Linked DNA regions of Homo sapiens: region 1 is linked to region 2. Evidence: read pairs that join two places in POLR2A ChIA-PET (ENCODE). Cell type or tissue: OCI-LY7. All regions are shown on one strand. Each heading gives the region's core, and the rest is flanking DNA. Links, peaks and the distances in the headings are about the cores only. Region 1 overlaps CTIF (cap binding complex dependent translation initiation factor). Region 2 has its middle 33 kb from the start of SMAD7.

The links. Peaks named below come from ENCODE experiments on the same cell type or tissue, not always from the same donor. Only the 100,000 strongest peaks of a DNase experiment are listed, where the experiment ranks them.
Region 1: POLR2A ChIA-PET joins it to region 2 with 7 read pairs; 1 of 35 experiments calls an interaction of 5 or more read pairs at or near these places.

The regions. Positions count from the first base shown.
Region 1 is chr18:48,784,112-48,787,018 of GRCh38, forward strand. All of the region lies in intron 9 of CTIF (cap binding complex dependent translation initiation factor), which reads left to right. Among named protein-coding and RNA genes, the nearest start is that of CTIF-AS1, 56 kb to the right of the region's middle. RefSeq lists an enhancer at 1,192-1,391. In OCI-LY7, for the core only: a CTCF peak has its summit at 1,382; a DNase peak (open chromatin) is centred at 1,240; H3K4me3 peaks cover 1,965 bases; H3K27ac peaks cover 2,337 bases.
Region 2 is chr18:48,982,442-48,985,348 of GRCh38, forward strand. No RefSeq gene overlaps it. Among named protein-coding and RNA genes, the nearest start is that of SMAD7, 33 kb to the left of the region's middle. RefSeq lists an enhancer at 1,407-1,908. In OCI-LY7, for the core only: no CTCF peak of the experiment used is centred there; a DNase peak (open chromatin) is centred at 1,480.

The DNA.
Region 1 (2,907 bases), core at 209-2,708, 200 kb before region 2:
GCATCTCCTAATCTGGTGGGGAATGCAGACAGTACCCAGTAACTCCAGACCAGCATGCTAGGTGCTGTCATCGCGGCACACCCAGACGGCCCCGAGCATCGAGAGGAGAGAGAACTCACATGAGGGTGTCTCACAGAGAGAGGAACACAGGCCTGAGTCCCAGCACCTGGGCTGGGGGTGCCAAACAAAGAAACGTGCAGAAGGGCATTGTCTAGGCGAATACAGGAGCATGAGCAGAGGCAAGAAGCAGACAAGAATCATGTACAGCAAAAGAAGGGGTTGTTCCCGAGTATAGTGTGCACTGGGGGCTGAGGTGGGAGGAGAGAGTGTGGGCCAGAACCAGCTTGGGAGGGGCACTGTTTGCCCTACCTGGTCGGAGGGACCATACCCTTTGGTCTCTGGGGCACCACCAAAGGTTTGTAAGGATGGAGGTGATGTCTCCTGGTTGGCATCTTTGGCTCTCTCTCTGCAGCAGGATGGAGGAGGGCAGGATAAGGACCCTGGGAGGAGCAAAGCACCCCACTGGGGGTGTCCTATTGGAGCCTCCTGGGAGAGCCAGGAGAGGTGTGGGCAGCCTCAACTCTGTGGCAGTGGGGCCTAAGGGTCAGGGGATGATCCATGAGTGGTCAGCAAAAAGAGAGAGACAGAGAGAGAGGTGGGGGGACTACCTGTAGAGCAGTTAACATGCATCAGCACCACAAGCAGGAGGACCGCTGGGCAGAGAAACATGTATGCACATTCATGCACGTGTACATGTGAATAACTCCTCTCACACATGCTGGAGGAAACCCTCGCTGTCATCCACACTCCCAGGAATGGCCACATTAGACATCTTCCCCCTAGTTCCTGAGAAGCAAACCCGGGAGAGCCCAGCCCTCAGCCTTGCTGCATGCGTGAGCATGGAGTTTTGCACTCTGGCCAGTTTTGCCTCTAGTTCTTTGTTTCTGGAAAAAACAGGCACTAGGGTGAATTTCTTTTCTCTTTTCCTACCATCCCATCTTCCTTCTTCCTTCTCTTTTGTCCTTCCTTCCTTCTTTCTTTCCTTCCTTCCTTCCTCTCTCTTTTCCCTCCTTCCTTCCCTCTCTTTCTTTCATGAAGAAAAGCTCACAGAAAGGCAGAAGGAACCACAGTCTATTGACGTTTCTGACTCTTAGAGGCTCCAAACCGAAACTCAGCTGTGGTTGCTCTAAGTGGCTACAAAATTAGAAAAATAATTTGCAGAAATGAAACCTGACTTGGGATGCCGTTTCACAAAATAGGCTAGATGGCCTTGATGTGTCATGAGGCTCCCACCACTGCGGCCTGCACTGCTGGAGGAACTCCTCACATCTCAGGCTGGGGAGCATTTCCACCCCTGCAGTCAGGCATCCTACAGAAACCTGCCCCCTGCCTACCTGAAGACAGTTCACAGTTTCCTCTGAAATGGGCGGAAGAGCTGGACCCAGCCACAAGACCATCAAGGAAAGCAAAAGGCTTTCAAAAGTGAGACTCCCCAGAGACCAAACCCAGGGGAAGGGATCTGGGGATTCTTAACAGACTCCCTGGGAGTCCAAACCAGGCTGTGAGCTTGGCTTTGCCATGAACTAGCTCTGACCTCCGTGCCTTTGGTAAACAGTATCAACAGCTGCCATTTACCAAATTTCTATGGGGTACCTTGCTTGGCTGCACCTGGGGAGATTTGGAAAATGCCAATGCCCAGGCTATGCCCCAAGCAAATTGTGTCACCATCTTATGGGTAGGACCCCCGCATCAACATTGTTTAAAGCTTCCCGAGTGAGCCCAACATGCAGCCACAGCTGAGAACCACTGCCCCCACCCATTTGGCTGGAGACTTACGTAGGTTCATCCTCACAGCAACCCCGCCAGGGTTTATGAATAAGGAAGCTGAGGCTAGGAGAGTTTGAATCACTCATCCGAGATCCTTGAGGTTCTCCCTCATCCCAAAGCCCATCATTCTTCCTCCTTTGCAGGGCTGGATATACCTGTACAGACCCCGCACAGCATCAGTGAGTGATCCAACCAGCCAGCTGAAGGAGCTCAGAGAGCACTGCAGGGAGACAGGGGAGGTGCCGGCGGAGCAGTCTGCCTGTTCCTGGCGTTTGGGAGGGGGTGCAAGCCTCAGGCCTGTTTTTCAGCCTCCCTCCCAAGTCACGATTGGTCCCTAGTCCTGGGGATCCAGGCTGTCTGGGTCAGTTTGAACCTGAGCCTCACTCAGCAGATGCTCTTAGTGTCTAAGCCCAGCGGTGGGCACTGTCAAGAGCCTGGACTCAGGAGCCGCATTCCTGCCTAGGTTCAAATCCCAGCTCCACTACTTATAAGCTGTGTGCCTTTGCAAAGTGAGTGATCTTTCTGTATGTCAGTTTCTTCATCTGCATGATGGGGTGACGTTAGAGTTGTTAGGAGTACTAAATGAGACAGTGCATATCAGGATTGAAAGCAGTTCCTGGAACATAGAAAACAAGAAAATCCCAGGCACTCTAAGGATTACGACTGTGAACGTGCAGTTCATTGCTGAGCAGAAACTCGATGGAACATGGGCCTGAATCAGTCAAGGTGATAAGTTTAAGTCAATGTTTGCCCTTTGGCCTTGCCTGTTCTTAGCTAGATCAGAACCCCTGGGGTATGGAGTCCACACCTGGAACTTCGAAGGGAAAGGAGGAACCTGTTTTCCCTCTTTGGCCTCACCCCAGCCCAGGGGTCCTTCCTCCTCTCCCACCATGGTCATTACCACCCTTCCCCCCACCCACCCCCAGTCAAATACTGACTCTGGAAGCACCTTCTGCATGGGGCAGGGGGTGGCCCGGATGACCTCTGGAGCTCCTCACCCCACCATGGCAGTAAATCTCCCTTCCCCTACCCCACCACTCAGCCTGTGCCCTGCTGGAGCCCACAGCCCATCCATATGGT
Region 2 (2,907 bases), core at 235-2,734:
AACTGCCCAGGAAATCCCTCTCACTCACTGTTCGGCACCCAGCTCACACATCACCCCTCCTCTGTGTGTCTGCTGGCCACCCTCCCCCAGAACCTTTTGCTCCCTAGTGGGCGTCCCTAGGATTTTGCTTGTTTGGTCGTTAAGGGGATTATGATTCTTTAGTTGTCTCTTTCCACAGGTGAGCAGAAATTCCTTGCAACTGTCTCATACCTGGTTTATTCTTGGAACAAAACTAGGTGCTAAATAAATGCTTGTACAGTTAATTTGTAAACAGGTACTTGAACTGAACCAAAGAATCACAACTTTCCAACTGAAAAGTTCAACCCTGAACTCAGATATGATGATGATGATTTTTTTTTTTACCGATTCCTTATTTGTCAATTTTCTTTAACCCAAGAAGTACCCAATGAACCAGTTTGAATTGGAACCAGATCTATGCATGTTCTAAATGTATTCCAGTTGGACTGGAATAAAATTAGAACAATATTTTCCAAGCTGAAAACATCCCAAACTAAAGCCTTAAGGGTCTAAGTGCCCTTTGTTCAAGGGACTCTTGAAGGGCTGGGTCCCTCCTGGCCTTGAGGTACCTGAGACCCTAAGGTTCTCAGCTTTCTGAAACTTGTCCTGATCTCCCCGTGATCCACTCTCATAATGAACTGTTGTGACATGGAAGCCAGAGACGATTATCTCTGTTTTACAGATAGGGATCAGCCCTGTCAAGGTCACACAGGCAGGACCTGAGGCCAGATCTGCCCCTGCAGGCCTGGTTCCTAACCACTCTGCTATTTGACTCCATGGCAGGAAAAACATCTGCCAAAGACATTCCCTTAAGATGTCACCATAAAAAGGCTTAAGGTATTAGTTCTCTCTAGGGCATTTTCAGACAGTTCTTGGGGAATAGCTGTTTGTAAAAAGAGCTCACCATTTACTGGCCTTTTTTTTTTTTTTTTTTGATCACACCTTCTAAAGTATAAGCTGTTGGTAGAAAAGCATCTGCCATTGGTTTAGTATTCCCTGTGGGAATAGATTCTCCTGTGGGAGGCTCTGATGCTGGGCCTGCCCTGGAGATTCTGGCTCAGTAGATCTAATGGGTGGGGGTGGGAAAGGGGGTTCTGCTTTTTTTTTTTTTTTTGAGACAGAGTCTCGCTCTGTCGCCAGGCTGGAGTACAGTGGCGCAATCTCGGCTCACTGCAACCTCCACTTCCCTGGTTCAAGCAATTCTCCTGCCTCAGCCTCCCGAGTAGCTGGGATTACAGGCGCATGCCATCATGCCCAGCTAGTTTTTGTGTTTTTAGTACAGCCAGGGTTTCACCATGTTGGCCAAGATGGTCTCGATCTCCTAACCTCATGATCTGCCCGCCTCAGCCTCCGAAAGTGCTAGGATTACAGGTGTGAGCCACCGCACACTGCCAGTTCTGCATTTTTTAAACAGGTCCCTGAAGTGATCCTGAGGCTCACTGCAGTTCATGCACCATTGTCATACAGCACTGAGCGCTTGGCAGGCAGCCAGGATTTGCTGATGAAAGGAAGGAAAAACAGAGAAGGAAGGGACTGAGAGCTCACTGAAGTATTTCACAAGATAATCTTTTTCTGCTTGGTACACAGTAGGTGCTTAATAACAGTTGCATGTACAATAAATGAATGCCTGTGGTCATCCAGACCAACAGGCCAGTGAGCAGCCTGGGGACCCATTGGAGCTCCTCCAGGGTCACTGTGCTCTCCAGAAGCGGTAACTGCTAGCCACATGTAGCTATTTAAATGAAAATGAAGCTGGTCACAGTGGCTCACGTCTACAATCCCAGCACTTTGTGAGGCAGAGGTGGGAGGATCACTTAAACCCAGGAGTTTGGAACCAGCCTGGGCAACACAGTGAGACCCCATCTCTACAAAAAATTTTCAAAAATTAGTTGGGTGGGTGGTGCATGCCTGTAGTCCCAGCTACTTGGAAGGCTGAGGCAGGAGGTTTGCTTGAGCCGAGAGAGGTCGAGGCTGTAGTGAGCTGTGATCATGCCACTTCACTCCAGCCTGGGCAACAGAGAAAAACCCTGTCTCAAAAAATAAATAGGCCAGGTGCAGTGGCTCACACCTGTTATCCCAGCATTCTGGGAGGCCAAGGCGGGCGAATCACCTGAGGTCAGAAGTTCAAGATCAGCCCAGCCATGGTGAAACCCCATTTCTACTAAAAATACAAAAAATCAGCCAGGTGTGGTGGTGCACACCTGTAATCCCAGCTACTTGGGAGGCTGAGGCAGGAGAATCGCTTGAACCTGAGAGGCGGAGGTTGCAGTGAGCCGAGACTGCGCCATTGCACTCCAGCCTCGGCAGCAAGAGCGAAACTCCATCTCAAAATAAATAAAATAAATAAAATAAAATAAAATAATTAAATAATTAAAACAAATGAAAGTCAAAGATGAAGTTCCTCGGTTGCCCTAGCTACATTTCAGGTGCTCCATAGCCACATGGCTCATTACTACTGTATTGGGCAGCATAAATGCAGAACATCTCCATCATTGCACAAAGTCCTACAGGATGGCAGTGGGTGGGTGGGGTGGCTGTGGGTAGAATGGAGAGGAGAAATAGGAGAGGTGGAGAGAGAATGAGAAGGCAGAATAAAGAGAAAAGAGAGAAGGGGCACAGGTGCTGAGGTTGAACAGTGAAGGTACAAGGGCTCCCGGGGCTTGATGGGTCACTAGCCTGGACTGGTCACTGATGCAGGCTTCAGGTCAGGGCCCAATTCTCTTCTCTCCTCTAACAGTGCTTCAGGAGAGCTGAGGAACTTGTTGGATATGGAGCTGGGCACAGCAAAATCTCCACCCCCAGCTCAGATGGAGGAGAAACCTGGTGCTCCAATAAAGGAGTGTTTATCCCTTTAAGAGTCACAGCCCTGTCCAATTTTGAATATAAATT